Linked DNA regions of Homo sapiens: region 2 is linked to region 1. The links are chromatin loops, found by intact Hi-C in ENCODE. Cell type or tissue: right lobe of liver. All regions are shown on one strand. Links, peaks and the distances in the headings refer to the core of each region. The heading gives the core; the rest is flanking DNA.

The links. Peaks named below come from ENCODE experiments on the same cell type or tissue, not always from the same donor. Only the 100,000 strongest peaks of a DNase experiment are listed, where the experiment ranks them.
Region 2: a loop joins it to region 1, with 2.3 times the contacts of the local background. A loop is called at or near these places in 11 of 110 quality-filtered maps.

The regions. Positions count from the first base shown.
Region 1 is chr1:171,285,568-171,302,402 of GRCh38, reverse strand. FMO1 (flavin containing dimethylaniline monoxygenase 1) reads right to left here. Exons shown (of 9, transcript NM_001282693.2): 9 at 16,442-16,835. Among named protein-coding and RNA genes, the nearest start is that of FMO4, 20 kb to the left of the region's middle. RefSeq lists enhancers at 2,257-3,047, 3,048-3,840. In right lobe of liver, for the core only: no CTCF peak of the experiment used is centred there; a DNase peak (open chromatin) is centred at 9,412.
Region 2 is chr1:171,236,106-171,250,625 of GRCh38, reverse strand. It overlaps FMO1 (flavin containing dimethylaniline monoxygenase 1), which reads right to left and starts at 2,132. Exons shown (of 9, transcript NM_001282693.2): 1 at 2,003-2,132. FMO1-AS1 (FMO1 antisense RNA 1) reads left to right here. Exons shown (of 5, transcript XR_922278.4): 2 at 2,899-3,045. In right lobe of liver, for the core only: a CTCF peak has its summit at 4,966; a DNase peak (open chromatin) is centred at 4,985; H3K27ac peaks cover 454 bases.

The DNA.
Region 1 (16,835 bases), core at 5,455-13,454:
TTTTCAGTAGTTTCAGGAGGATTGATATTAGTCCTTCTTTATGTATTTGGTATAATTCAGCTGTGAATTTATCCAGCCCTGGGCTTTTCTTTGTTGGGAGACTTTTTATTACTGATTCAGTCTCACTACTCGTTACTAGTCTGTTCAGGTTTTCTATTTCTTTCTTGTTCAATCTCAGTAGATTGTATGTTTCCAGGAATTTATTTATTTCCCTCAGGTTGTCCAGTTCATTAGTGTATAGTGGTTCATAATAATCTCTGCTAATCTTTTGTATTTCTTTGGTACCAGTTGCAATGTCTCCTTTTTCATTTCTGATTTTGTTTATTGGGGCCTTCTCTCTGCTTTTCTTGATTAGTACAGTTAGAGGTTTATCAATTTTGTTTATCTTTTCTAAGAACCAACTTTCTTTGTTTCATTGATGCTTCATATATTTTTTATATAGTCTTTATTTTATTTAGTTTTGCTTTGATTTTTATAATTTCTTTTCTTTTGCTAATTTTGGTTTTGGTTGGTTCTTGCTTTTCTAGTTCCTTGAGATACAACATTAGGTTGTGAATTTGAAATCTTTCTACTTTTTGATGTAGGCTTACATTGCTATAAACTTCCTTCTTAGCACTTTTCTGCATCCCATAAGTTTTGATGTGTTGTGTTTCCATTTTCATTTGTTTAAAGAAATTATTTGATTTCCATCTTAATTTATTCATTGACCCCCTGGTAATTAAGAATTACATTGTTTAATTTCCATGTATTTCTATAGACTCCAAAGTTCCTATTGGTGTTGATTGCTAGTTTTATTACATTATTGTCTGAGAAGATAATGGTATGATTTTGATTTTTGAAAAATATATTGAGACTTGCTTTGTGGCCTAACATGGAATATATCCTGGAGAATATTCCATGTGTTGATGAGAAAAATGTGTATTTTGCAGTTGTTGGATAAAATGTTCTGTAAATGTCTGTTAGTCCTATTTGGTTTACAGTCAGTTTAAATTCAACATTTCCTTGTAGATTTTTGTCTAGATGATCTGTTCAGTGCTAAGAGTGGTGTGTTGAAGTCCATAAATATTATTGTATTGGGATCTATCTCTCCCTTTAGATCCATTATATATCAGGATGCTCCAGTGTTGGGTGCATAAATATTTATAATTGTTATAGCTTCTTGCTGAATATATCCCTTTATCATTACATAGTGACCTTCCTTGTCTTTTTTCTGCTTTTGACTTAAAGTCTGTTTTATCTAAGTGTAGCTACTCCTGCTCACTTTTGGTTTCCATTTTCATGGAATATTTCATCTCTCCTATATGTGTTTTTACAGGTAAAGTGTGTTTCTTGTAGGCAGCTTATAGTTAGATAATATTTCTTTATTCAGCCAGTCTCTATTTTTTAAATGGATAATTTAATCCATTTACATTCAAAGTTATCATTGATATGTGAGTTTTTTTTTGTTCCTATCATATTGCTAATTGTTTTCTGGTTGTTTTGCATACTTTTTGTTCCTTTATTGCATTGTATCTGCTTGGGGACCCTTAACCTCTTGTATCTGGATGGCTAAGTCTCTTGCTAGACTTAGGAAGTTTTCCTTTAACATTTTAATAAATAGGTTTTCCAATCCTTTTGTTCTCTTTTTGCCCTTAAAGACACTGATCATTTGAATATTTGGTGGCTTTATGTTGTCCCAAATGTCATGAATTCTTTGCTTATTATTTTTATTCATTTTTCTTTATTTTTGTCTAACTAAATTATTTCAAAAGACCTGTCTTCAAGTTTTGTGATTATTTCTTCTCTATAATCTAGTCTATTATTGAAGCTTTCAAATGTATTTGGTATTCATTCAATAAATTTTTTACTTCTAAAATTTCTCTTTGTTCTTTAAAAAAAATCTATCTCTTGGTAAATTTCTTATTCATATCTTGAATTGTTTTCCCGATTTCTCTGTATTGTTTTCAGTACAGAGAAACCTGTATTTGCAGTGTTCTCTTGTATCACACTGAGCTGCTTTAAATTCAGTATTTTGAATTCTTTATCTGGGATTTCATGAATTTCTTTTTGCTTGGGATCTGTTGCTGGAAAATTATTGTGTTCCTTTGGGGGTGTCATAGTTTCTTGTTTTTTCACATTTTCTGTTCCCTTATATTGATATCTCTGCATCTGGTGTAACAATAACTTCTTCCAATTTCTTGAAGTTGCTTTTGCTGGGGAGGATTTTTCCTGAAGATTTATTTACATTTTTGGTTCCATGGGGTGCTTTTACTTTGATTTTGGGTGCATGCGGGAGTGTAGACACTGTATAATTTCTTCAGCTGTAAACAGTATCAGTAGTATCTATGATTTCCTCAGTGGCTTAGTGAGTGGTTGTTAGTAGAGTCTAACTCCCCTCTTCCTTGGGCAGCAGGTGTGATGTGAGCAATGGCAGTAGCAATGGTGGAGCAACCCCCTGGAACCTAAGCAGTCTGTGCTAGTGTTAGTGTTGGTTGTGACAGGTTGTGTAAGCCAGTCTCCTGGCCTACTGGTAGTGTATGTGAATGGGTGCTAGCTGTGGTGGTATCAGCAGGTTGGGTCAGCCTGTTTAGGTGCCAGGGAAGGTAGACTAGGTTAGGCAATCTCCAGGCCTCTGGATAGTGTGCTTGAGTTCTGGAGGGATGGGACTGGACTGGCTGGATTGACCTTGCCATGACTATGACGGCTTGCAGAAAAAAGAAAGTGAGAAGTTTAGAGTAAACAATTTCCTTTTTTAAGTAAGTGAGGGAGAAATTGCACACATTATCTCTATTCACATACTGTTTTCAAGAACTTGGTCACATGGCCACACAAACTGCAAGGAAGACTGGGAAATGTACGTGCCAGAGAGGTGGCCATGTGACCAGGATGAAGGGGGAAACAGACTTTTTGGGTGCAAGCAGCTACCTGTCAGATTGTCCTTCTGGAAGACTCCTGGAATTACTTTCCCCTCTTTTTCTGCAGACTGTAGCCTGAAATTTTGGTACTATCCACTTACTACACTGAGAATGAAGCTGGCCTAGGGAGAAGGGCAGATCCAAGGGAAATGTGGAGAATTCCCATTCTCAGGGAATGTCACCGAAGCTACTGGATTAAGTCCACCCAGAAGCCCTCCCTATTGCTGGACTCCCAATTATGTGAGCCACCAGTTGTTTCTTGTCATGCCAGTTAACTTTGAATTTTCTGTTTCTTGAAATAGTAGCAATGGTGGAGCAACCCCCTGGAACCCAAGCAGTCTGTGCTAGTGTTAGTGTTGGTTGTGACAGGTTGTGTCATAAATTAACCATACTAACATAGGAGTTATTAATAAATTAATTTTAGGCAGCTAGAAAGGGTAAAAGAGTTCTCAGTGAAATTTTCCTTCAGTAAAAAGCAGCCCCCAAACCATTTCTTCCCTCACAGAAAGCAGCCTGAAAAGTCGAGCTGCAAGCATAAATATGCAAGCTAGAAGCTTTTATATGTAAATGCCAGCAGCTGTACCTGGAAGCAAGGTATGTTCAATATGCCATTTTGTGCTCTCTTTTCCTTGTCACCACCTGTGCAGGTGTCATAGTGACCACCAGGTAGAAGCCGCATTTGCATAACAAAAAATTAGGGTGGAAGGGCCAGTCTTTTCATAGGCTATTTAAATAGCACACCTGGTCAAACCAACTGACCAGGTAAATCAATCACTGCGTCCTCAAGCCTCTGTGCAAAATTGATCGTGTTCCACCCCAAACCTGGAGACCCTCTCTTGGGCGACCTGCTTTCTCAGCATGAGAAAGCTTTCTTTCTCTTCTTTGTCTATTAAACTTTCCTCTCCTAAACCCACTCCTTGTGTGTGTCCATGTCCTGAATTCTTTCTTGGAGCAAGACAAAGAACCATGGGTATATCCCCAGACAACGGAGCCATTTCAATACCACTACTGACAGACACGGTTATTTACACTGTGAAAGGAAATTAATTTTGGGACCCCAAACACATTTAACCAATGGGAAAAGTCAAGTTGGGAACTGGGTCATGCAAATCTGCCTTCCCCTTTTAGTTCCTAAATAAGATGGCTACAAGATGAAGAGCTACACACTTCCCCCATATTTTGCCCACAAGGAAATTCCTAGTGAATTGTTAAAACTTCACCATGGCAGTGCAAATTGATAGCTTATCTTTATAATGTGCAGTTACCTCAGCTCACCAGACACAAATGCATATCTGATTGTTCCCCTACTCCATGTTGTCTGTGTTATCTTATGTAAAATGCAGATTCCTGTATTTTTCCTCTGCTCCTTTTATGTCATCTTATGTAAAAATGCACTTACATGAAAACTGTGTCCTTCTCAATATCCCGCCCTTTCCACTTTAAATTTGGAGCCTTTTGCCTTTGGAGAAAGGCATAGATCTGTCTCCTGGGCAAGTCCTTAACTTTGGCAAATAAATCTCATGAAATGATTGAGACTTGTCTCATCATTTTTCTTGATTGACATCTGGTAACCACAAAGGGATCCTGAGTGAAAGATACCTGGCCTGCTGCAGTTTGCCTCTTGGTGATTGGTACTAGCTTGGGCACCTTACAGCCCAAACCGATAGGATGATTTGCCGAAGTCTGGGAATCTTCCAGCGTTTTTCAGTTGGGGATCTGAGGTTTGAATGCTGTTAAAAAAAAAAAGTCTTTATTTTGTGGGAGTTTTTCCACTTGCTTCCATCAAGGAAGGCAAGCTCATCTGCTTCTGCATCACTGGAGAGTTGTCTTCAGCTTGGGCCCCCATCGCTAGGTAAGAAACTGGTTTGGGATTCTGTCTTGCAAATTCTTTTAAATGACTAACATTAGCATTAAGAACAAGCTGGTGTTAATTTCTTGCTTACACTTAGAACACTCAGAAATCGTATAACTTGTGTGATCATTGTGAGTTTTGCTTAACTGTTTTGTTTGTTTATGTTTTTGTGTATGCCTATATGTGTATGTTTTTATCCTTTCCCCTATTGCATTTGACCAACACCAAACCCTCTAGCTCATTAGTGTGGAATCTTCCACTCTGAAGAAATAGAACACCTTGCTCCCCTTAGCCTTTCTAGGCATTCTCAGGTGACTGAGAATCACATGAGGGTGTCTGGGAGAAATGCTCCCTAAGATGTGCAGTGGCTCTAAATAAGTTTCCCCCTCAGAAGAACATACTTAGGGTCTAATCTCAGCTGGCAGGTGCATGCAAGGAACTAACGCCTCCTGCACCTTGAGCCCCTGACACATTGTGCCTGGTAGCTGCAATATGTGTGGACCAAACCAGTTCAGGGTGTAATGGCCCTGAAAAGCTAGGTTTGCAAGCAGCATATTTTGGGTGTGACACATGTCCTGACTTGGTCAAATCCAAAGAGGAACTCTAAATTATGGAGAACGAGGCCTCTAAGACCCCAGCAGCTGTGGAAGATAAACTTCCCCCATTAGAAACTCTGGCTGGGTATATGCAAAATACTTATGGTGAATCATCATGCAAATATTTAACCAAGTGGACCACTATAACTAAAGCAGATTCTAAATTACAGTGGCTTAAATGGGAATCTTTTGAGATGCCCAAATTAGTGTACTTGCAAACCAAGATGGAAAACGCAGAGACAAAAACTAAACAACCAGAATGGGAGAGCCATTTTTAGTGGTATCTGGAAAGTAGCAAAACTGGGGAAGGCCACCTCATCTCCCTACAGGAGGTGAACAAACAAGTTAGAAATGCTAGTCAAGAACTCTCTCATCTTTTATCTCCCTTAAATAAATCCTTGGGATCTCTTGCTTCCCCCTAGGCACCTCCCCCACCTCCACCTCCAACCCCACTCTACCCTGACCTCTCTGAAATTCCGGGACCAGATCTGTCCCCACCTTCTCCTGCATGTTTAACACTCACTTAACAGAAGGCAGTTGGGAATCTGACTTCAAAGACCCCACCCACGGAAGATTACCCGACAGCCCCAATGCAGCATCTCATCTGGAAGATGTGGAAAAGGGGAACTCCGCAGGGACTTCTCTCATGATAACCCCATTTTGGGAACAGCCAATAACAGGTAGGGGAACCCCAGTGATTGTCTATGAACCCTATTCAAAGGCTGAATTACAAGGCATAAAGAATTTCCTGACCCTCATAAATATCCAATTGGGTTTGCCTGAGAATTTGAGCTCATTATATGAGCTAGGTTATTCAGACCTTCATCAGCTAGTCTACATCTTGATCTCAGAAGCTAAAGCTAAGGAATGGCTGGAAAAAGCATAATGGTCAGATCCTATAGCAGATTTGACCCCTGAAGGCCCAATAGAGTCACAAGAACCAGCCCCACCGAATTCAGAAGACAGGCATAAAAACGTGCTGGAAAGAGTCACTGCTCTGTTAAATAGCATTCCTTCAGTGTTCCAAAGGGTTATGGATTGGAATAAAATCCAACAATGCTGCTAGAACCCAAATGAATCAGTTTTAGACTATTTCACACATTCTAATAAAACTTTAAGACAGTGTTGCAGTATGTCAGCTGATTGCTTTAAAAACAATAAAAATGATACATTATTAGATGCAAATTTCTTTATTAATTTTTTTTTTTTTTTGAGATGGAGTCTCGCTGTGTCACCCAGGCTAGAGTGCAGTGGTGCCGTCTCGGCTCACTGTAACCTCTGACTCCCTGGTTCAAGCGATTCTTCTGCCTCAGCCTCCTGAGTAGCTGGGAAGACAGTCACGCGCCACCATGCCTAGCTCATTTTTGTACTTTTAGTAGAGATGGGATTTCACCATGTTGGCCAGATGGTCTCAATTTCCTGACCTTGTGATCCGCCTGCCTTGGCCTCCCAAAGTGCTGGAATTACAGGCATGAGCCACTGCGCCCAGACAAAAAATTTTTCAATTAAATGGACTAGATCGTGATTTAGCCACCCTTGTAAAACACCACATGACAAATTGGGCCATAGCCAGAACTAATGAACGAGTTAACCTAGCTGACAAATTAGCCCACACTATGATAAAAAAGGAAAAACAGAAGATTGCCTGAGTTATGCATTTACAGCTAAAGCAATTAACTTCTCTTGGCCCCAGGAAGAATCTAAGCTTCCTCAGTCTGAGAACTCTTCACTTCTAGTCTGTTACTACTATAAAAGACCGGGACACCTTAAGAGGGATTACCTTAGGCTGAAAGAAAAGGCAGGAAAATGCAACTCTGGAAGACGAGGGATGCTCCAAGGAAATGCAGGGGTTTCACCTCTCCAAATATTCTACCCTGACAAACAAATTGGGAGAGACTAATATAATAAACCGTAAGCTTACAACTGCCTTATTTGATGCAGGTGTGACCATATTGCTGATAACTCCTGTCTTAATTAGAAACCCCATTCTCTGGAGTAATGAAAGAATTTACATGGCGGGAGTGTCTAATAAAACAATCTTATGTTTTAAGTCCAAATCTGTACCTTACTGGTTCATCAGGTTCAGCTCCCCCGCTGAAGGCTCTAAGTGTGACATGCTCAGTAGGTCCCATATGTTTCTTACATGCCCTGGGTCCCCTGTCAATCTTTTGGGCTGTGACCTCCTCCACATCCATAATGTCTATATCTCTTTTTCATAAAAAAGTGAACCTTTTTTAGAATTGGAGCCAGGGTACCAAAAATACCAAATTAAAAAATGTCCTGACAATGTACCACAATTTACTACTAGTAATGTTAAAACATAAGCTTGTGACTGGGAAAATAAAATGGAGACAGAGAAGGAAATATTGGGGGGAAGAGAAAACACTGGAATAAAAAACAGGAAACATTACAACTCTTTCTAGCTTCCCCAGTCTTCCTGTTAATGCCAGAAGCAGAGCACTTACTCAAGGATATCCCCTCCCATTTATGGTCTCAGTCAAATGCAGATATAGGAAAAATATTCTCAGCCACTCCAATAAAGGTGGAGATGAACCCAAAGAAACCCCTACCCAACCTTAAACAATATTCTCTACGACAGGAAGCCATAGATGGAATTGCCCCTATCATACACGATTATCTGAAAAAGGGGCTTATTATTCCCTGCACAAGCCCCTGCAACAGCCCTGTATTCCCTGTAAAGAAACTAAGCAAGAGAGGACGGAGAGTTGTGCAGGACTTGAGGGCAATAAGCAATATTGTAATACCCAGGCACCCAGTAGTCCCAACCCACATACCCTTCTATCAGCTATACCCACTACCAGCCAGTATTTCTCAGTTGTGAATCTCTGTAATGCCTTCTTTAGTATTCCTGTAGATCCAGTCAGTATTTGTTTGCTTTTGCTTGGAAAGAACAGCAATATATGTGGACTGTAATGTCCCAAAGGGTATACAGAAAGTCCCACTTACTTTTCCCAAATATTAAAAGCTGATTTAGAGTATTTAATTTTTCCCCAGGACTCAACACTCATTCAGAATGTGGATGACTTTCTCCTTTGTCCAGACACACTATCTATCCTTTCAGGAAGATAGTCTATATTTACTCAAACAGCCACCAAGGGACATAAAGTGTCCAAAGACAAACTTCTGCTATGCTTACTGCAAGTTAAGTATTTGGGGCATATTATCTTAGTCAAAAGACTGAGTATTAACCCCGACAGAGTGAGAGGAATTTTAGCTTTCCCAATGCCCATTGCTAAGAAAAAACTTAGAGGATTTTTAAGCCTGGATGGCTATTGTAGAAACTGGATACCATATTTCTCCCTTATGTCTCAACCTCTGTATGCATACCTAAAAAATAAACAACCTGATCCCATCAGGTGGACTCCAGAGGCACAATCAGCTGTACAACAAATAAAGGAAATTCTAACTAATGCCCCAGCCTTAACGTACCCAAACTACAAATTGCCTTTCTCCCTTTTCGTACATGAAACTGGAGGTACTGCATCCAGGGTACTGACCTAGAGACATGGTGATCATCAGAGACCTATAAGCTATTATAGTCAACACCTGTACCCTGTGGCTCAAGGGCTGCTTCCTTGTGTGACAGCAATAGCGGCCATGACCCTTCTGTACAAATCTGTTGAAGATACAATTATAGGTTCCCCTCTTACCATTTTTGTGCCACATTCTCTTGAAGCCCTTCTAAACTCTCATCATACTCAACATCTGTCAACTGGTTAGCCTCTTATGAAATTTTGCTTTGATCATCTCCCAATATTACCATTTCCTGCTGTAATAATCTTAATCCAGCCACTCTCTTGCCAGGACCTTCCAACAAAACCCCCCATGACTGTGCTCTGATGACTGACTGACTTCTCTCTCCCAGGACAGACCTACAGGAGATGCCACTGGATAATGCTGAGACAGAATGGTATACAGATGGGTCTTATTTAAGAGGAGAGGATGAAAATTTTAGAGCAGGATATGCTGTGGTTTCCTTACTAGAGGTAATTAAAGCCAGTCCTCTTCCCCAGGCCAGATCAGCTCAAGTAGCCAAATTGATTGCCCTGACCCGAGCTTGCCAACTGGCAAAAAGACAAGGCTGCAACCATTTACACTGACTGCTGCTTTTGAGGTTGCTCATGACTTTGTTATGTTATGGAAAGAGAGAGGATATTTAACCTCCTTGGGGCAACCCATAAAAAATGGACAACAAGTATCAGAGCTATTAGAAGCTATTCTAAAACCAAAATGTTTGGCAACTATGAAAATCCCAGGTCATTCAAAATTAGACACCATAGAAAGTTAGGGTAACCAACTGGCTGAAGCTACAGCTAAAAGAGCAGCATCCGAGCCACCAGTCCCAATCTGGGAAATGGCCATAAAACCCCAAATACTTAAAAACATGTTGAAAGAAACCCAGAGCATAGCTCCTACAGAAGAGAAATCTACTTGGAAACAGGCAGGGAGGTACTTGTCTCTTGAAAGTGAAATATGATGTGGACCTAATAATAAACCCATTATTCCAATGGGATGTCAGGTGTCCCTTATGGAGTATGTTCATAATCTAACCCATTGGAATCTAGATAAAATAATACCCTGGTGTAAACAATATTACTGGAAACCATCCTTCACAGTGGCACAAAAAGGTTACTCTTTTTTTTTTTTTTTTTTTTTTTTTTGAGACGGAGTCTCGCTCTGTCGCCCAGGCTGGAGTGCAGTGGCGGGATCTCGGCTCACTGGAGGCTCCGCCTCCCGGGTTCACGCCATTCTCCTGCCTCAGCCTCCCAAGTAGCTGGGACTACAGGCGCCCGCCACTACGCCCGGCTAGTTTTTTTGTATTTTTAGTAGAGACGGGGTTTCACCGTTTTAGCCGGGATGGTCTCGATCTCCTGACCTCGTGATCCGCCCGCCTCGGCCTCCCAAAGTGCTGGGATTACAGGCGTGAGCCACCGCGCCCGGCCCAAAAAGGTTACTCTTAATGTGCTATTTGTCCCAAACAAAACCTAGGAAAGACCCTCCATGGGGCCCACGGTCATTTTTTCCTTCCGGCTGGACCCTTTGAGGTATGGCAGCTTGATTTTATCTGGCTGCCATCATCTCAAGGTTGTTAAGTATGTTTTTGTAATGGTCTGCATGTTTTCCCGTTGGGTTGAAGCTTTTCCCTGCAGGCAAGCAACAGCCATGGCAGTTGGAAAATTCTTCTACAAAAAATTATCCCACTGTGGGGAGTCCCCTGTGAACTTCACAGTGACAGGGGAGCTCACTTTACCGGCCAGGTTATTCAAGATGTTTGTGAAATTTGGCCCATATTTCAACATTTCCATTGTGCCTACCACCCCCAGTCCTCAGGCCTGGTGGAAAGGACCAATGGAATAATTAAAACACAATTGGCTAAGTTCACAGAGGCATTTCACCTCCCCTGGTCCAAAGCTGCTTACGGTCTGATCCACCCCTTTTGGAAAACATCAACTTTCCCCTTATGAAATTATAACAGGAAGGCCCATGTGTATGGGAATGAACATAACCAATCCAACTCTTCTTAAGGGAGATATATTGCAATATTGTGAGGGACTCATTTATTACCGTAAAAAAAATCAAGATTTGGGCCAGGCACAGTGGCTCATGCCTGTAATCCCAGCACTTTGGGAGGCCGAGGCAGGTGGATCATGAGGTCAGGAGTTCGAGACCAGCCTGGCCAATATGCTGAAAACTGTCCCTACTAAAAATACAAAAATTAGCTGGGTGTAGTGGCATGCACCTCTAGTTCCAGCTACTTGGGAGGGTGAGGCAGAAGAATCCCTTGAACCTGGGAGGTGGAGGTTGCAGTGAGCTGAGATCACGCCACTGCACTCCAGCCTGGGTGACAGAGTGAGACTCTGTCTCAAAAAAAAAAAAAAATTAAGATTTGGTAAATAATTCCTTTCACAGTATGCACCCTGAAGATAAGGTGCCTGGCCATGATCTGCAACTAAGAGATTTTGTCTACTGGGAAGGACATCTAATAAAGGACTTCCTTCAACCCCAGTGGAAGGGGTACTATACCAGGTATTATTGACTAATCCATGTGCCACAAAATTAGAGGGTATAGACTCATGGATTCACATCTCTCATCTTAAAAAGGCACAATGTCCTGAGTAGACTGTAACTCCCACCAAAGACCTTTGCCTCCAGTTCATTAAACATCAACCTTTAATGCAGGATTAGAAGCAGACGACAGCTGTTGTGGACGGCTTAAACCCAAGACACAGAACCAGGCCTGTATACCAAGGAATGCCTATGTTTATTGTACAATAACCATTATAATTATTGTCCTAGATATGCTGGCAACAGCAGTCTTATAAAGAACAGAGCACTTACCTTGTCTGATTTAACACCCTTTAGTAACTAAATAAATTTCACAACCTTGAAATGAGACTTGTTTCATCATTTTCCTCCACTGACAACACTTCTTTGTTTTTACAAACAATATGACAATGAACATCTTTGTATAAATATCTTTGTACACATGACAATTTCTATGGAATAGACTCTGAGATACGTAATTGTGTCAAAGGATACATGCATTTAAAATTATGCACGATATTGCCAAATTGCCCCCAAATGCATTTAATATCATTTTGATTCCACAATGACCACTTTCCTCCCCTAATGGCCTGGAATATGTCCCTTTGAGTCCTTTTATGTCTTGATATTATAGTATGGCTTTTGCAGAGGAGCATTTTGCTAACATGGATTCTCCTTTGCTGCCGGCATTTAAGATTAGCTCCTATTTCTAACCTCATATTGCACTCGCTCCTTCTCTGTTTACTAATCTGGCTATAACTCTAATAAGAAGCATACTCTTTATAAAGGCTGCTTATACGTCCACAAAAATGAATGTCTGAAATTAAAAAAAATGCATAGTTAAGTAGTATAAGTTTTACTCTGTAGGAAAATTTGCTCAATAATAGAGGCTGATCTCATATTTTTCCTTTTGGCTTAAAATATTTAGGTCCACTTTAAAATGTCTAACAAAGTTTTTGTCTTTCAGAGAAAGAATTAAATGCAGTCTTCTTTCATTTTTAATCAAAGTGCTCTCAAGTTAGAATATTTTAAAATAATAATGTATTCTATCTCATGAGGGACAGGACAACTCTAAAAGATGTTGTTTTTCTCAGTTGTTTACAGCCCCCATGTGAAACTTCCTAAATTGGGAAGCAGTGATTGAGACAGCGACACTGAGGGTAGGAGAACATAAGAAGCTCTTCATTTTTATCTCCTCTTACTATGACTGCTTCTGAGAATGGCATCACCCACAAATTATTCTTGGGGAAGCAGGGAGACAGGGGTAGAGGGACTAAATGGTGGTAAGGGGACCAGGGAAGCCAGGTAGCACTAACCTAGGGAAGAAATTAAATGAGTCTAAACTAGCCAGTGAGGAAGAAGGGAGGGTAAGAGACAGATGAGTCTGTGAGATATTAATAGTTACCTTTAGGTAAGCACTGACCACATGCCAGGCACTGGCCTAATGCTTTACATGGATTATCTTCATTAATTCTCCGTTACAGCAATGCTGAAGTGTTACTTCCATATTTTATAGATAAAGGAACTGAAGTTAGAAGACATTAAATAACTAGCCCAAGGTTGTGCAGCAAAGTAGGATTCAACCCGGGCCATCTGACTCTACAGCCCATGTGTTTGCACTCAGTACCACAGTGGTCTTTGCTCTGTGTTAGAGACACACTTGATAAGGCTCATAGGCTGTTGGATATGAGGTATGAGGGTTAGAGTGTCAAAGGTGATGTGTTTCAGTGGAAACATAACTATTGGTAAATGGTGTTGCTATTCCTTGGAAGAGTTAAAAGATAATTTTCAAAGAAGGTAGAATTGTGATTCATACAAATGTAAGATAGACACGTATTAGAGATTTTATTTCACTTGTTATTAAAAAGGAAATTGGTAAGATGTTACAATCAGTTCAAAAGAAAATTTAAAGATAAAATACGCATGTATAAATCAGGAATGTTGAAATGAATGTGCAAATGGAGGCAAAACTAGTTTTTCGCACAGTGGGGAAGGGACGCCAATTAGACTTCTGCTGGACATTATCTACGTGTCTATAGACAAGAATTATTTTGCACTGCTATTAGTTATCTATAATTTACTGAGTTATAAAATAGTTACCATAGAATAAAAATCAAATAACCTCATTAATGTCCTTAGTCGATGTGTAATTATTCACGGAAATTGTTCATTTCCCTACAGAGGATAAGGATGATGACATTAGCAGTTAAGTAAGGACTGTTGGGGAAAATAAGGACTGTTGGGAAATGAGTTTAATTTTGAGCATACTGCATTTGAGAGGCCTGTGACATACTGTGGTGTCAATGCCCTATGAGGAGCTAGGTCTATGGCCTAGAAAAAATAAATCAGGCGATAAAACATACATCTTGCTTGGGTAACATAGTAATAATAGCTATCATTTATTGAACACATACCTTGTACAGTATTTATGCGAAGTACTTTATGTGGATCATGCCATTTAATCCTCATAACATCCTTATGAGGCAAAATAAATTCTCAGAAGATAACTTCTATGTTATAGAAGGGAAAACTGTAGCTTAGGAAAAGTAAGTGACTTGCTCAAGGTCACACAGCTAGTAAGTGGCAGGGCCCTTGCTGGTTCTCCAAGCATCTCCACACGATGGGACATGTTGAAAGACCCAGAGCATTGGTACATGAGAAGATAGGTAACTTTACTTAAGACTGGTCTAGCAGGGGGTACTATTAATAGACATTAAAAATATTTTCAGAAAACATAAAATTACTCTTGGTGATGAAATGCCTCAGAAGCTCTTCTGATTTAAATAGTGTGCAAGAAACAGGAAATGCCTCAGAAGCTCTTCTGGTTTAAATAGTGTGCAAGAAACAGAGTAAGTAATGTAATGTCAAAATGTTTTACGTATTTCCTATTTTGCTAGATTTATGAGAATTCACTCAATTTTTTTTTCTGAACAGAAAAAAATGATACTTTTTTCAGGAGTGTGCATGGAATAATTTCTAGACTAGAAATGAGTCTGTTCTATAACACAGTCTTAGAGACTTGTAGACTTTTGAGTCTGTTCTATAATATAGTCATAGAGGAGGCCTAGCACAGCCATAGTCAGGAAAAAAAAGGAATGCACAGGGAAAAAGATGCATGTGGAGATTCAAACCCATGGATTCAGAAATTAAAGATATATATAAAGGGAAAGATATGAAATTCTAGGCACAGCATGAACGATTGACAATTGACAGGCAGACAGGTCCACACACACTCATAGGGAGAGTGGGAAAGGGAGAGAGACCTACAGATACTTTCATGGAGTAACATTCTTGTAATATGGCTTTTGCAATATCACTATTAAGGCTTCTGGAGTCATTTGAACATTGGAGACAGTGGGCTTAAATGGTAAAAAGCCTGTGATGTATGTTCTGGATTCTCATGTTCTGACTCAGCCACATTTTACCTGTTACCTGGGACAAATCAATTGACATCTCCTTATCTGAGTTTTCTTACTTGTCAAATTGTGTATGTAGTACAGTCGTCTTCCCAATCACATCATTATTGTGTGGATTAAGTGAGATAACAGTTGGCATTTTATTAATTTTAAAATAGTATAAAATGTGCAGCATTATAATTACTGCTGTAGTCTTTACATAATATATGTTTTTTTTTGCTGGCACCACCACTAATGTTTGGCACAGATTCAAAGGCAGCAGGGGAGGTTTTGTGTGTGTGTGTGTGTGTTTGTGTGTGTTTATAGTGAAAGAAAGGGAAGGCTTCAGGTACTCTCACTGATGGTTGTTGGCATAGGGAAGGTGGAGGTAGGTTAACTAGAAGCAAGACATCAGATGGGACTGGTTTGAGAAGCTTATTTGGCTTTCTTTCGTCACTCCTGAGTTAGAAGCAGGGGCAACAAGTAGAGAAGCTGGCACTCATTAAACAAGTCCTGACTGTTCTGAGCTGATTGCTGCAGGGGTTGTAGGTTATAAATCTATTGCTGTAAATGGTCTGGTCATTGACCATATGTATATTCAGTCTCCCAGTGCAGTAGATATGATCAGGTTCAGGTGGCCGCTTGTGTCATGATTTGCCACTGTGGCCTGAGGAGTTTATCCTTCCTTGTTTCACCTTGGGCACTAAACTTCTCCCCAGCCAGCTTCATGAGGAAAGTTAAAATATCAGCTTTGTTTCAATGGAAAGAAAAGCATTTCTAGGAGTAATCTAGATTGTATGCAGTGGGGGCAATTCTTCATCATGTGTTTCTATGGTAAGAGTGAAACAGGTCACAAGGAAAAGTAAGAAATGGAACAATACTGAAGAGTTGGCAGAGCCAAACAAAGTTGGGGAGAAATGATCTGTATCTGTACTGGCCCTACAGAGATCACTCTTTTCCTGACGCCACAGTTTTTGAATCTTGTCCCTGCATCCAAACTGTGGACCTCTCTGTGAGGTGAGGTTTACCCACAGGGTTTTCCATATAAGCCACGAGATGAAGTGAAGCAAAGCCTTTCCTGATTATGAGTCATATCTTCATCAGCTGTAACTGTGAGATAGGCTGGGTCTAGTTTCATTGAAACTGCTGCTTTTGACACGATGTTTGCTTTTGTTCCTCTTTTTCTTTCCCTTTTTTCCTCTCCCTGCTTTCTCTCCATTAAAAGCTTCTTGGCTGTGCTCTTTATCTAATGAATTCCAATTGAATTTGGTTGGTTCTCATTGACTCTTTAAAAGGAGGCAGCTCCATTTGCCTCTTACAGCAGGGTTGTGAAGGAGGATCTAAGCAGGTAGGCTTTTTCCTTTGGCTGCTGGAGGCTGGTTCTAAGAGCCCGTGGAGGTGGTGGTTTTCTGTGGAATCTGATTTGGGTCTTTGGGAGGCCAGCTGGAGTAACAGCTTTGTTATAAAGAGTGTTCTGGAGGAATGAACAGTCCCAGGCAGGTACAGTCCTTTGGGAAACTCTCAAAGTAACTCATTGAACCCCCTATCCTTTTATGAGCTTTATTCATAGAATCCTCATCTTTTTCTCCCTTTTCCCAATCTTTAATAAGAGAACAAAAGATCACTTAAAACAATCAATTTTTAGGTTTATTTTTTACTTTTAATAAGCCAGTACTATAAGAGCACCATTTCAGCACAACACAATCATTTGTGAAGTAAGGGGTTTTAGTTGAGATCTGTGAAAATAGTTTATATGGGAAAGAGGTATGATGGCTCAGAGTGCTGTCAAGAACAGCTTTCTTTCTAAAATGAACCTGTAACTTTCCAACAACCTTCAAATGCACAGAAGTCTTAGTTATCATTCTCTAGCATTAGAAGTGGAGCTGGGAGAGGCTCAGGAATACCAGTGGTAGCCCTGGGGCCAGCCAGGGAAGCGAGAGGGTGGCCTTTACTATTTGAATACAGTTTATAACTGTGAAGGCAATATTGCTGTAAGAGAGGAATTGGAGCATTGTAAATCTACTCTGTGCAT
Region 2 (14,520 bases), core at 1,239-9,238, 48 kb after region 1:
AGAAACTACTATGCTTTTTTGTGAATTTTATACTGCTTCCTCTTCTTGAAAGTTGTAAAATGCAAATATATAATTTACTGAAGTCAGATTGAGTGTCCGCTTTGGTTTAGTAGGACAGTAGATCATGAGAGGTCAAAACATGAGGTGACGCCTGTCATTACCAAACTGCAGCGGCACTCTGAGCTATTTTAAAATTTTGAAGAAGCACAGTGATTCTTGATGTCAGTTGAACACTATGCTAAGTATTAGCTGAAAGTAGTTAACAGTTTTAATATTGTAAAAGACTGTGTTCCATTTGCTGACATCATATCTTTGCAAAGCTGGGTGTTTGACAATTGCTATGACAAAAAGCAAGTATTGCATGAAAACTGAGGTAGAATAGAAATGAAGGGTTCATGTCTGATCTGATTCCAAGGTTTGAGAAGTTGTGCAGTGCTCAGCAGGCACATAAACCTTATTATTAAGTAATTGGGATTAAGAATGAAATAAAAATATTATTTTTCTTTTAGTTTGTATATTACTTGTTCAAAAAACTACAAAGTTGTTAGAACATAAATAGTTATTAAGTTTTTGTCTACTTAATAGGAGAAACTATGGTCTGGGGGCACCTTGAAGAAATTGCACACCAAGGGCTCCTTGAACCTAGAAAGTTGAAAACTTCTGGGCAAGAGTTTTATTTTCCGAGTTTATTTTATTGACCCGGAGATTTTATTTGTTGATGTCAAGAAAATGCATATTATACTATATTTGAGGCTAGCATTGTATCAATTAGCCAATGTTTAACTGTTTCCAGTGTGACTCACCTATGCATTTACTAGGAAGCCATTGGCACTGTCAGATTTGTATCCAGCCCTCTATTTATGCATTCCCCATCTTCTCCTCCTTCCCTACTCCCTCTGTCTCTCTCTCTCACACACACACATACACACACACACACACTCCTACACCTTAGTGCATGAAAATACTTCAGAATACTGGTTGGCACAGACTGCACAATGATACCCTATCCTCAAGTGGGTTGTGACATTTCAGGAGTAATCAGAGAGAGATTCAGCTGGATGGCAGTTGGGGTGGGTGAAGGTGCCTACTTAGCCCCTGGGAACAAAGGAGCACAGCTGGTAAGAAACTTGGGTCCAAGGAGGGCCATACTCTGGGATTTCTGTCCTCTAGCAGCAGCTCCTCATTTACTCAAATGTTCCTAACCACAACAAGCAAATAAAAATTCTCCCAGGCTTTAGGTCCTCTGTGCCAGTTACAAGGCCATAGCAGATTCCCTAGGATGCAGGGGAAACTCTAATAACCAAGGACTCAGTTTCTCCATCTGCAGAACAGATGGCATAGACCTGAATATCTAAAAATGATTTTCAAACCCTTGATGTTTATGATCTTGTGAATTTAACTGGAGCAGGATTAGTAAAAAAGATGTGCCAATCACATGGAAATCAATAAATTTTGACATAATACATAGAATGAAGCACGAAACACTTTTAACAACAGAAAAAAAGATGACATGACAGAACAGATTAGTCAAATTCTAAAGGGGCTTGCCTTTTGCTTCCCACTTGTGCCAAATGCCAACATTTGGTAGTCACCCTTCAAAAACTATGATCTCAGACAATGTTAGAAGCTGCTGATGGAAGCACTAAAAAAAAAAAGAGACTTTTCCTCTTGCATTAGAAATCCAAGTTTTTCCCATTTGATTCAACCACTTAATAATCTACCCAACAGTATACTTACCTGTGTACATGGAAGACAGGTAAGTATACTGCTGGGTAGATTATTAAGTGGTTGAATCAATGATATTGTCCCATTATAAGTATCCAAACATTTACTACTCCTATACTTTGGGCCAAGGAGTAGCTTTATAGCTCCTCCAGGGTTGGACAGAGAAAGCTGCTTTCTGATAAGGTGGTTCTTCCCTGGAGCACAATAACAAAACAGGAAAACTCCAGACCCCACTTTCCTCATCCAAAGAAATCAGAGATTATATCTGGTTACTTACTTTACGTACTTGTAATTTCTGGTGCCAATGGCTCTGCCACGCAGGACTCTGGTATTAGCAGAGATCAAAATGAATCAGTATGAGCCAGTGCTGGCTTGGGAGTCCCCAGCACAGTGGATAAACCTGGTCTAAGAGATAAGGAATGTTAAATTTGAAACCCAAGGTTAGCCGTTGTTTATATTTTAACTTGTTGATTAATGCAACAGCGAAATGCTAGGAGAAACACTGTCTGGTGATATGTACTTTAGACTCACTCTTCTGCTTACAGACTATAAACTAAGTTAGGGAGTTACACCAGCATCCTCACTTGTTCATCAGTTTTATTCTTTAAGGGGATGAGAATAAAATAAGACAATTATGTTAACAGTTACTACACCACAGATTCACTTTTAAGGGCTTTGATCCATTTCACCTTTAGGGACAATTATTATTTTTAAAAAATCATATATTACTCACATTAGTAAACTCAATTTGTAAAGGCTTTTTAAGTGCAGCTGATTGCCCAAGCACTTGGGAAATAAAAGACAGGTATATGGGAGGAGTCTGATCTTGGGAATCACAAGTCCTGGGTTCGAGTATTGCGTTCACCAGCTATTATCAGAGTCATGTTGGAAAAATTGTATAACTTTTCTCAGCTTTAGTTTCCTCAATTTAAAATAGGCATGATCGAGTGGCTGCCAGGGGCTGGGGAAAGAAGGGAATGGGGAAGGATTGCTAATGAGTATGGAGTTTTCTTTTGGGTGTGATGAAAGTGTTTTGAAACTGGATAGAGGTTGTGGTTACACAGCATTATGAATGTACTAAATGCCACTGAATTCTATACTTTGAAATGGTTAACGACAGATTGTTGGAAAATGGTGGATAGGAGGCAGGACTAACTTGCAGTTTCCACGCAGACAGACAGAACAGCATGTGGAGACTCACACAGTGAAATTTTCCTCCAAGAAGTACTGCATGAACATACCAGGAAAACCAAAAGAATTCACAGGACCTTTGAAAGAAGTGGCTTGCCGCTGCAAACTCCATGAGACAGCTGAAAAACTGTGAGTGCCCAAAGTGTGAGTGGGGGAAAAAATCTGCCTCCAAACACGCAAACCCACTAGGGAACCTAAAAATCCAGATCACAGGAGAAGGATTTAACCTTACCTAGAGCTGGGATGAATTTAGAGAGCAAAACGAAATATAAAAGTAGAAGCAGTGGGAAGAGCCCTGTAGGTACTCTTGGTGCCCAGGGAAGTCATTTCTGACTTTATCTCACAGGGGTCCTTGAGGAGGGCTGCCAGTGAAATTGAGGAAGGACCACAGGGAGAAGGAAACTTCCAGCTGAACTTTGTAATAGTTTTGACTATTAGCCTGAGAAACACGAATACTTATCCAGGAGACCTTAGGGCAATCTTGCATTCTCCCTATACTACCGCAGCTGATGCTGTCTTGAAAATGAGGAAAAGGAGTCATTATACAAAAAAGATACTTGAACACACTTGTTTATAGCAGCACAATTTGCAATTGCAAAAAATGAAACCAGCCAAAATGCCCATCAATCAATGAGTGGATAAATAATTCGTGGTATATACATACCATGGAATACTACTCAGCCATAAAAAGGGATGAAATAATGGCATTCACAGCAACCTGGATGGAGTTGCAGACCATTATCCTAAGTGAAGTAACTTGGGAGTGGAAAACTGAACATTCTATGTTCTCACTCATAAGTTGGAGCTAGGCTATGAGAATACAAAGGCATAAAAATGATACAATGGACTTTGGGGACTTGGGGGTAAGTGTTGGAGTGGGGGGTGATGCATAAAAGACTACACATTGGGTATAGTGTACACTGCTCAGATGATGGGTGCACCAAAACCCACAAATCACCATTAAAGAACTTATCCAGGTAACAAAACACCACCTGCTCCCCCAAAAGCTATTGAAATAAATAAAATAAAAAATTCTAAAAAATAAATAAAACAGGCATAATAACATCTGCATCAGATAGTTGTGGTGGGGATTAGATGAGATAATCTATGTCAAGAGATTTGTGTATATATAGTAAATACTGTGTATGATTGTAATGATGATAATGATGATGATGATGATGCTGTCATTGTTGGACCAGATAAGGTGTCTTGATTGCTGGTTCATAACACTGAAATGACTCCCACAGGTACAGAGAATAAATTCCATGAGAGGTTGGTGGACTGAAGCAGAGAGAAATTTCTGAAAGAATATGTCTTTTTCCTTGATTTTCAACATGGTATAACCCTTTGACCTGGAGGTCCTGTGTATCACTGAGTATACTGCTTGCTCATTGGGCTCACCTTTTGCCTCATTTCTGGCTTATTAAGTATTCAGCACAGAGACAGCATTGTTAGCTCTGTGAAATTCAGCTGCTTTGCTGCAGCTATGAAAATAATAATATTTGGATGATTTCAAGCTTAATTATACCCAGAGAGTAAGCCTTTAAAATGACTATTAGTTCAAGTATGTTTTCAAAAATCAGAATATGTTTGATTTGTAATTTACCTTGGTGTGCAGCATATACACATCAAGGTAAGTATGTAAGTACTGGGATTTGGTACACTAATGGTGGGACTTAACTTGTCCCTGGGCCTTACCAGGCATGCTGCTAACATAAGGAGAATCACAGGACTTTAAACTGTTGGTTGAGAATAAGATGATGATTTTATTATATCATCTCATTTTCCATAATCAGCAAGAGACTTGTAGTAATTAAAAATGAGAAGACCGGCCTTCGGTGGCAACTTCAGTTTCTGCTATTTTTAGGGATTTTTGTTAGTCAGTTATACTCTAGGCCATGGGATAAGGAAGGATATGTAGTCCCCTTATTCGAGTGGACCTAGACCCTAAGAAGCTGAATTGGTAGACAATAATGCTCTTTAGGAAATATTCTGGACCTCCTACCTTCAGGGAAGATGAATGGTAGGATTGTTCTTCTTGGCCCTCTAGCGGTTGGTTGGGAGGAATGTGACTCGTTCTGGTCAAAGAACTGTGAGCTAGAGTAAGGTGTCCTTTCTGGGCTAGAGCACTTAATTGCCAGTAAGATTCCATAGAACTTTCTTTTCCTTCAGTGTGGTAATCAGCAACTTTCAAGATGGCTCTTCTATTAGTCCGAATACCTGGTGAATGTGATGAGCAGGGCCTACACTAATGGACACATACATGAAATAATCTTTGTTTTATTTCAAGGTATCGAGGTTTGGGGATTGGTTGTTAATGCATCATACCAAGTCTTTATTGATCAATGCACTAGAGGGATGTTTCTTAGCTCCTTCATTGTATTTCTCAATCATCTTCTTTTTTAAAAAGTATATTTTTTATTTCGATAGGTTTTTAGGGAGCAGGTGGTGTTTGGTTACATGAAAAAGTTCTTTAGTGGTGATTTGCGAGATTTTGGTGCACTCATCACCCAAGCAGTGTACACTGTACGCAATGTGTAGTCTTTTATGCCTCACCTCCCTCCTGCCCTTTCCCCTAAGTCCCCAAAGTCCATCGTATCATTCTTATGCCTTTGCATTCTCATAGCTTAGCTCCCACTTATGAGTGAGAACATACAATGTTTGGTTTTCCATTCCTGGGTTACTTTACTTAGAATAATGGTCTCTAACTCCATCCAGGTTGCTGCAAATGCCATTATTTTGTTCCTTTTTTTATGGTTGAGTAGTGTTCCATGGTGTGTGTGTGTGTGTATATATATATATGTATCATAAATTATTATCCACTCATTGATTGATGGGCATTTGAGCTGGTTCTATATTTTGGCAATTGCAAATTGTGGTGACGTAAACATGCTTGTGCAAGTATCTTTCTTGTGTAATGACTTCTTTTCCTCTGGTTAGATACCCAGTAGTGGGATTGCTGAATCAAATGGTAGAACTACTTTCAATTCTTTAAGGAATCTCCACACTGTTTTCCATAGTGGTTGTACTACTTTAAATTCACACCAGCAGTGTAAAAGTTTTCCCTTTTCACCACATTCATGCCAACATCTATAATTTTATATTTTTAAAATTATGGACATTCTTGCAGGAGTAAGGTGGTATTGCATTGTGGTTTTGATTTGCATTTCCCTGATCATTAGTGATGTTGAACATTTTTCCATATGCTTGTTGGCCATTTGTATATCTTCTTTTGAGAATTGTCTATTCATGTCTTTAGCCCACTTTTTGATGAGATTGTTCGTTTTTTCCTGCTGATTTGTTTGAGTTCCTTGTAGATTCTGGATATTAGTCTTTTGTTTTATGTATAGATTGCAAAGATTTTCTCCCACTCTGTGGGTTGTCCGTTAACTCTGCTAATTATTTCATTTGTTGTGCAGAAGCTTTTTAATTTAATTAAGTCCAATCTATTTATCTTTGTTTTTGTTGCATTTGCTTTTGGCTTCTTGGTCATGAAGTCTTTGCTTAAGTCAATGTCTAGAAGAGTTTTTCTGATGTTATCGTCTAGTATTTTTATGGTTTCAGGTGTTAGATTTGTCTTTCATTCATCTTGAGTTGTCAACCATCTTCTTCAGTCTCACTTCCATTACTCTATTTCACTTCTCTGATTCACAGTTAGAGCCACAGAATTTTAGAGCTGAAAGAGAGCACAGAATTTACTTAGTCTGAAAATTGGACCCACCCCGTGAAATTGTTTTTCTCTCTACAAAAAACAAAGTTAAGACAAACACAATTCCCTAACTCACAACTTCCCGCTACACTCGAAGCATCAAAGGTCCCCTACCTACACAGATCTTCCCCACAGATACCTGTCATTCTAAAATGTGAGTGTTTGTTTTTTAATGCCACACATTAAAGGAAGTAATTCCCTCTGTTCCTTACACCTCGAGGTTATTATTTTTCTTTTCCTGAGAACCCACCTTTAGAATGAAAGCACTGAAAGTGGAGTTGGAGGGAGAACCAAGACTACTTAAGGCCAATTATTATGCTTGAAATGAGTTTACTAGTGTCAGTAGTGGTGATTCAGTGACTCACATATCCACTATCTGAAGATTGGAGGAAACAGCCACTTTTATGTTTTTCTTTTTAAGAATTTCTTTAAACATCTTTATAGCTTGATAAACATTTGTGACAAAGCCTGCAACTGTACGTTAGAAACTATCTTATCTATCATATCACTTAGAATTCTATCTTGAGTCTGCCTAAGGGGTTTGTAATTAATACAAAAGGTATTACATGGTATCATTTTTTAAAATTTTTTCTAAAAAAATGGGTACATGTGCAGAATGCGTGGGTTTGTTACATAGGTATACATGCGCCATGGTGGTTTGCTGCATCGTCTAAGTTCCCTTCCCTCACTCCTCACCCCCAACAGGCCCTGGTGTCTGTTGTTGCCCTCTCTGTGTCCGTATGTTCTTATTGTTCAACTCCCACTTATGAGAGAGAACAAATGGTATTTGGTTTTCTTTTCCTGTGTTAGCTTGCTGAGGATGATAGCTTTCAGCATCATCCATGTCCCTGCAAAGGATATGATCTCATTCCTTTTATAGTATCCCATGCTGTATATATGCCACACTTTCATTATCCAGTCTATCATTGATGGGCATTTGGTTTGGTTCCATGTCTTTGCTATTGTAAATGGTGCTGCAATAAATGTGTGCATGTGTCTTTACAGTAGAATAATTTATATTCCTTTGGGTATATATCCAGTATTGGAATTCTAGGTCAAATGTTATTTCTGGTCCTAGATCCTTGAGGAATCACCATACTGTCTTCCACAATGGTTGAACTAACTTACATTCCCACCAACAATGTAAAAGCATTCCTATTTCTCCACAGACTCACCAGTATCTATTGTTTCTTGACTTTTTAATAATTACCATTCTGACTAGTGTGAGATGGTATCTCTTTGTGGTTTTGATTTGTATTTCTCTAATGATCAGTGATGTGGAGATTGTTTTCATGTTTGTTAGCTGCATAAATGTCTTCTTTTGAGAAGTGTCTGTTCATATCCTTTGCCCACTTTTTGATGGGGTTGTTTTTTTTCTTGTAAATTTGTTTAAGTTTCTCGTAGATTCTGGATGTTAGAGCTTTGTCAGATGGATAGATTGCAGAAATTTTCTCCCATTCTCTAGGTTACCTGTTCACTCTGATAATAGTTTCTTTTGTTGTGCAGAAGCTCTTTAGTTTAATTAGATCCCATTTATCAATTTTGGCTTTTGTTGCAATTGCTTTTGGCGTCTTAGTCATGAGGTCTTTGCCCATGCCTATGTCCTGTATGGTATTGCCTAGGTTTTCTTCTAGGGTTTTTAAGGTTTGTGGTTTTACATTTAAGTATTTAATCCAACTTGAGTTAATTTTTGTATAAGGCTTAAGAAGTGTCCACTTTCTGTTTTCTGCCTATGGCTAGCCAGTTTTCCCAGCACCGTTTACTGAATAGGAGATCCTTTCCCCATTGCTTGTTGTTGGCAGGTTTGTCAAAGATCAGATGGTTGTAGATGTGTGGTGTTATTTCTGAGGTCTCTGTTCTACTCCATTGGCCTATATGCCTGTTTTGGTACCAATACCATGCTATTTTGGTTACTGTAGCCTTGTAGTATAGTTTGAAGTCAGGTAGTGTGTTTCTTCTAGCTTTGTTGTTTTTGCTTACAATTGTCTTGGCTATACCGGGTCTTCTTTGATTTCTTATAAAGTTTAAAATAATTTTTTAAATTCTGTGAAGAATATCAATGGGAATAGCATTGAATCTGTAAGTTATTTTGGGCGGTATGGCCATTTTCATGATAGTGATTCCTCCTATCCATGAGGATGGAATGTTTTTCCATTTGTTTGTGTCCTCTCTTATTTCCTTGAGCAGTAGTTTGTATTTCTCCTTGAAGAGGTCCTTTACATCCCTTGTTAGCTGTATTCCTAGGTATTTTATTCTCTTTGTAGCAATTGTGAATGGGAGTTTGTTCATGATTTGGCTCCCTGCTTGTCTATTGTTGGTGTAAAGGCATGCTTGTGATTTTTGCACATTGATTTTGTATCCTGAGATTGCTGAAGTTGCTTATCAGTTTAGAGTTTTGGAGTTGAGATCATGAGTTTTCTAAATGTACAATTATGTCATCTGCAAACAGAGACAATTTGACTTCCTCTCTTCCTATCTGAATACACTCTATTTCTTTTTCTTTCCTGATTGCCCTGGCCAGAACTTCCAATACTCTGTTGAATAGAAGTGGTGAGAGAGGGCACTCTTGTCTTGTACCAGTTTTCAAAGGGAATGGTTCCATCTTTTACCCATTCAATATGATATTGACTGTGGGTTTGTCATAAATAGCTCTTATTTTGAAATATGTTCCATCAATACCTAGTTTATTGAGAGTTTTAACATGAAAGGATGTTGAATTTCATCAAAGGCTTTTTCTACATCTCTTGAGACAATCATGCGGTTTTGTCTTTGGTTCTGTTTATGTGATGGTACCTTTATTGATTTGCACATGTTGAACCAGCACTACCTCCCAGGAATGAAGCTGGCTTGATCGTGGTGGATAAGTTTTTTGATGTATTGCTGGATTCAGCTTGCCAGTATTTTATTGAGGATTTTTGCATTGATGTTCATCAGGGATATTGGCCTGAAGTTTTCTCTTTTTGTTGTGTCTCTGCCAGGCTTGGTATCAGGATGATGCTGGCCTCAAAATATGGGTTAGGGAGGAGTCCTTCCTTTTCAATTGTTCAGAATAGTTTCAGAAGGAATGGTACCAGCTCCACTTTGTGTTTCTGGTAGAACTCAGCTGTGAATCTATCTGGTCCTGGGCTTTTTTTGGTTAGCAGGCTATTAATTACTGCCTCAATTTCAGAACTTGTTATTAGACTATTCAAGGATTCAACTTCTTCCTGGTTAGGAGGGTGTATGTGTCCAGGAATTTATCCATTTCTTCTAGATTTTCCAGTTTATTTGCATAGAGGTGTTTATATTATTCTCTGATGGTAGTTTGTATTTCTGTGGGGTCAGTGGTGATATCCCCTTTATCATTTTTTATTGTGTCTATTTGATTTTTCTCTCTTTTCTTCTTTATTGGTCTAGCTAGCAGTCTATTTACTTTGTTAATCTTTTCAAAAAACCAGCTCCTGGATTCATTGATTTTTTTTTTTGAAGGTTTTCTTTGTGTCTGTATCTCATTCAGTTCTTCTCTGATCTTAGTTATTTCTTGTCATCTGCTAGCTTTTGGATTAGTTTGTTCTTGCCTTTCTAGCTCTTGTAAGTGTGGTGTTAGGGTGTTTTTTTGAGATCTTTCAACTTTCTGATGTGGGCATTTAGTGCTATAAATTTTCCTCTTAACACTGCTTTAGCTGTGTCCCAGAGATTCTGGTACATTTTCTCTTTGTGCTCATTGGTTTCAAAGAGCTTCTTGATTCTGCCTTAATTTCATTATTTACCCAGGAGTCATTCAGGAGCACGTTGTTGAATTTCCATGTAACTGTGTAGTTGAGTGAGTTTCTTAATTCTGAGATCTAATTTGATTGCACTTTGGTTTGAGAGACTGTTATGATTTCAGTTCTTTTGCATTTGCTGAGGAGTGTTTTACTTCCAATTATGTGGTTGATTTTAGAATAAGTGCTATGTGGCACTGAGAAGAATGTATATTCCATTGATTTGGGGTAGAGAATTCTTTAGACATCTACTAGGTCCACTTGATCCAGAGCTGAGTTCAAGTCCTGGATATCCTTGTTAATTTTCTGTCTTGTTGATATGTCTAATACTGACAGTGGGATGTTAAAATCTCCCACTATTATGGTATGGGAGTCTAAGTCTCTTTGTAGGTCTTTGAGAACTTGTTTTATGAATCTGGGTGCTCCTGTATTGGGTGCATATATATTTAGAATAGTTAGCTCTTCGTGTTGAATTATTCCCTTTACCATTATGTAATGCCCTTCTTTATCTTTTTTTATCTTTATTGGTTTAAAGTCTGTTTTGTTAGAGACTAGGATTGCAATCCTTGCTTTTTTTCACTTTTCATTTGCTTGGTAAATTTTCCTCCATCCCTTTATTTTGAGCCTGTGTGTGTCTTTACGTGTGAGATGGGTCTCCTGAATATAGTACACAAATGGGTCTTGACTCTTTATCCAATTTGCCAGTCTGTGTCTTTCAATGGGGCATTAGTCCATTTACATTAAGGCCAATTACATGTGTGAATTTGATCCTGTCATTATGCTGCTATTTGGTTATTTTGCACACTAATTGATGTAGTTTCTTCATAGTGTCATTGGTTTTTATATTTTGGTTTGTTTTTGCATTGGCTGGTACTGGTTTTTCCTTTCCATATTTAGTGCTTCTTTCAGGAACTCTTGCAGGGCAGGCCTGGTGGTAACAAAATCCCTCAGCATTTGTTTGTCTGGAAAGGATTTTATTTCTCCTTTGCTTGTGAAGCTTAGTTTGGCTGGATATGAAATTCTCAGTTGAAAATTATTTTATTTAAGAATGTTAAATATTGGCCCCCAATCTCTTCTGGCTTGCAGAGTTTCTGCTGAGAGGTCCACTGTTAGTCTGATGGGCTTCTCTTTGTAGGTGACCTGGCCTTTCTCTCTGGCTGCCCTTAACAGTTTTTCCTTCATTTCGACCTTGGAGAATCTGATGATTATGTGTCTTGGAGTTGGTCTTCTCATGGAGTATCTTTGTGGTGTTCTCTGTATTTCCTGAATTCGCATGTTGTCCTGTCTTGCTAGATTTGGTAAGTTTTCCTGGATAATATCTTGAAGTGTGTTTTCCAGCTTGTTTCCATTCTCCTCATCTCCCTCTGGTACTCCAATCAATTGTAGCTTTGCTCTTTTTATAAAGTCCCATTTTTTTTGAGGGTTCGTTTATTCATTTTCATTCTCTTCCTCTAGTCTTGTCTGCATGCCTTATTTCAGCAAGGTGGTCTTCAAACTCTGATATCCTTTCTTCTGCTTCATCTATTTGGCTATTGATACTTGTGTATGCTTCATGAAGTTCTCATCGTATGTTTTTCAGCTCCATCAGATTGTTCATGTTCCTCTCTAAACTGATTATTCTAGTTAGCAATTCCTCTAACCTTTTATCGAGGTTCTTAGCTTCTTTGCATTGGGTTAGAACATACTCCTTTAGCTCAGTGTAGTTTTTTATTACCCATCTTCTGAAGCCTAATTCTGTCAATTCATTCAGCTTATCTTCTGTCCAGTTCTGTGCCCTTGATGGAGAGATGTTGTGATTATTTGGAGGAGAAGAGGCACTCTGGCCTTTTGGGTTTTCAGCATTTTTTTGTTGATTATTTCTCATCTTTGTGAGTTTGTCTAGTTTTGGTCTTTGAGGCCGCTGACCCTTGAATGGGGTTTTTGTGGGGGCTTTTTGTTGTTGTTGTGATTCGGTTGTTGTTGCTTTCTGCTTGTTTGTTTTTCTTTCAATGGTCAGGTTCCTCTTCTGTAGGGTTGCTGCAGTTTGCTGGGGGTTCACTTCAGGTCTTATTCATCTGATTCGCTCCTGTGCCTGGAGATATCACTCAAGGAGGCTGGAAAATAGCAAAGATGGGTGCCTGCTCCTTCATCTGGGACCTCTGACCTCTAGGGGCACCAACCTGATGCCAGTAGGATTGCTCCTGTATGGGGTGTCTGACAACTGCTGTTGGAGAGTCTCACTCACGTGGGTGGCATGGGGAACAGGACCCCTTTAATGGAGCACTTTGTCCCTTGGTGGAGGGGGTGTGCCTCACTGGGGGAAACCCAGTCATCTGGACTGTATGGATTCCTCAGAACTACCAGGAAGAAAGGCTGTCTTCTGGTTTGCGGAGACTGTAGCCACATCTCCTGCTAGTGGCTAAGGCCCCAGGGAATCTGCATTCTGTCTCTGAGCCTCTGGCTGGAGTTATTGGAGTTCCTGCAAGGAAGCCCCACCCATTGAAGAAGGATGGGTCAGGGTCAGGCCTGAAGAGGCACTCTGCCTGCAGACTGCCACAGCTGGTGTGTTGGGCTGTGGGGGACAAGTCTTGGGAGCAAGCTGTCCAGCCTCCCTGGCTCCAGCAGGGGACAAGCACAGCCTGGGGCTATAGAGATGGGTGCTGCCCTTCCCTCTGCCAGGGAGCTCAGTGTGTTAGGCAGTTGTGAGTCCCAGTGCTGGCTGCTGCCCCTCCCGCAAGGAGCTCAAATGGCTTAGACAGCAGGCAGATGCAGCCATGATGCTGATCGGCCCTCCCCCTGGGAGCTCCATAGGCTTAAGCAGATTCCAGCGGCAAGGCTGTTAAGAGTCTGCATGTCCTGGGGTTGGGATGCTAGGCCCAGGTGATGTGTGTTCATGAGTGAAATTCTTTGATCCATGGGTTGCACAGTTCCATGGGAAAAGCACAGTTTTCCCAGCTGGGTAATACGCTCACCGCCCCCCTTGGCTAGGCAGAGGGGGCTCCCCAGCCCCATGTGGCTCTCAGGTGGGCCACCATACTACACTGTTCTTCCTTCTCTCAGTGGGTCAAACCAGCGTCCTAATCAGTTCTGGTGAGAGAACCTGGATACCTTGGTTGCCAGTGAAGGATTCACATGCATATTTGTTGTGTGAAGTCAGGGACCCTGAACAGAGGGACCAGCTGGATCAGCAGCAGAGGGACATAAATTGTGAAGATTTCATGGACATTTATCAGTTCCCAAATCATAGTTTTATAATTTCTTATGCCTGTGTTTACTTTAATCACTTATATCTTCATAAGCTGAGGATGTACATTACCTCAGGACCACTGTGATAATTGTGTTAACTCTACAAATTGATAGTAAAACATGTGTGTTTGAACAATATGAAATCAGTGCACCTTGAAAAAGAACAGTATAACAGCGATTTTTATGGAACAAGGGAAGACATACATAAGGTCTGACCGCCTGTGGGATCTGGCAAAAACAGCCATATTTTTCTTCTTGCAGAGAGGCTATAAATGGACCTGCAAGTAGGAGAGACATCACTAAATTCTTTTCCTAGCAAGGAATATTAATATTAATACCCTGGGAGAGGAATGCATTCCTGGGGGAAGGTCTATAAATGGCCACCTGGAGAATGTCTGTCTTATGCAGTTGAGATAAGGACTGAGATACACCCTGGTCTCCTGCAGTACCCTCAGGCTTACTAGGGTGGGGAAAAACTCCCCCCTGGTAAATCTGTGATCAGACTGGTTCTCTGCTCTTGAATCCTGTTTTCTGTTGTTTAAGATGTTTATCAAGACAATACATCCACCGCTGAACATAGACCCTTATCAGTGGTTCTGCTTTTTCCGGAAAGTGTCCTGTTCCCTCAGAAGCATGTGATCTTTGTTAGACCCTTATTAGTAGTTCTGCTTTTTGCCCTTTGAATCATGTGATCTTTGTACCTACTCTCTGTTCTTATACCCCCTCCCCTTTTGAAACCCTTAATCAAAACTTGCTGGTCTGAGACTCAGGCGGGCATCATGGTCCTACCGATATGTGATGTCACCCCCGATGGCGCAGCTGTAAAATTCCTCTCTTTGTACTGTCTCTCTTTATTTCTCAGCTGACTGACACTTACGGAAAATAGAAAGAACCTACGTTGAAATATTGGGGGCAGATTCCCCCAAT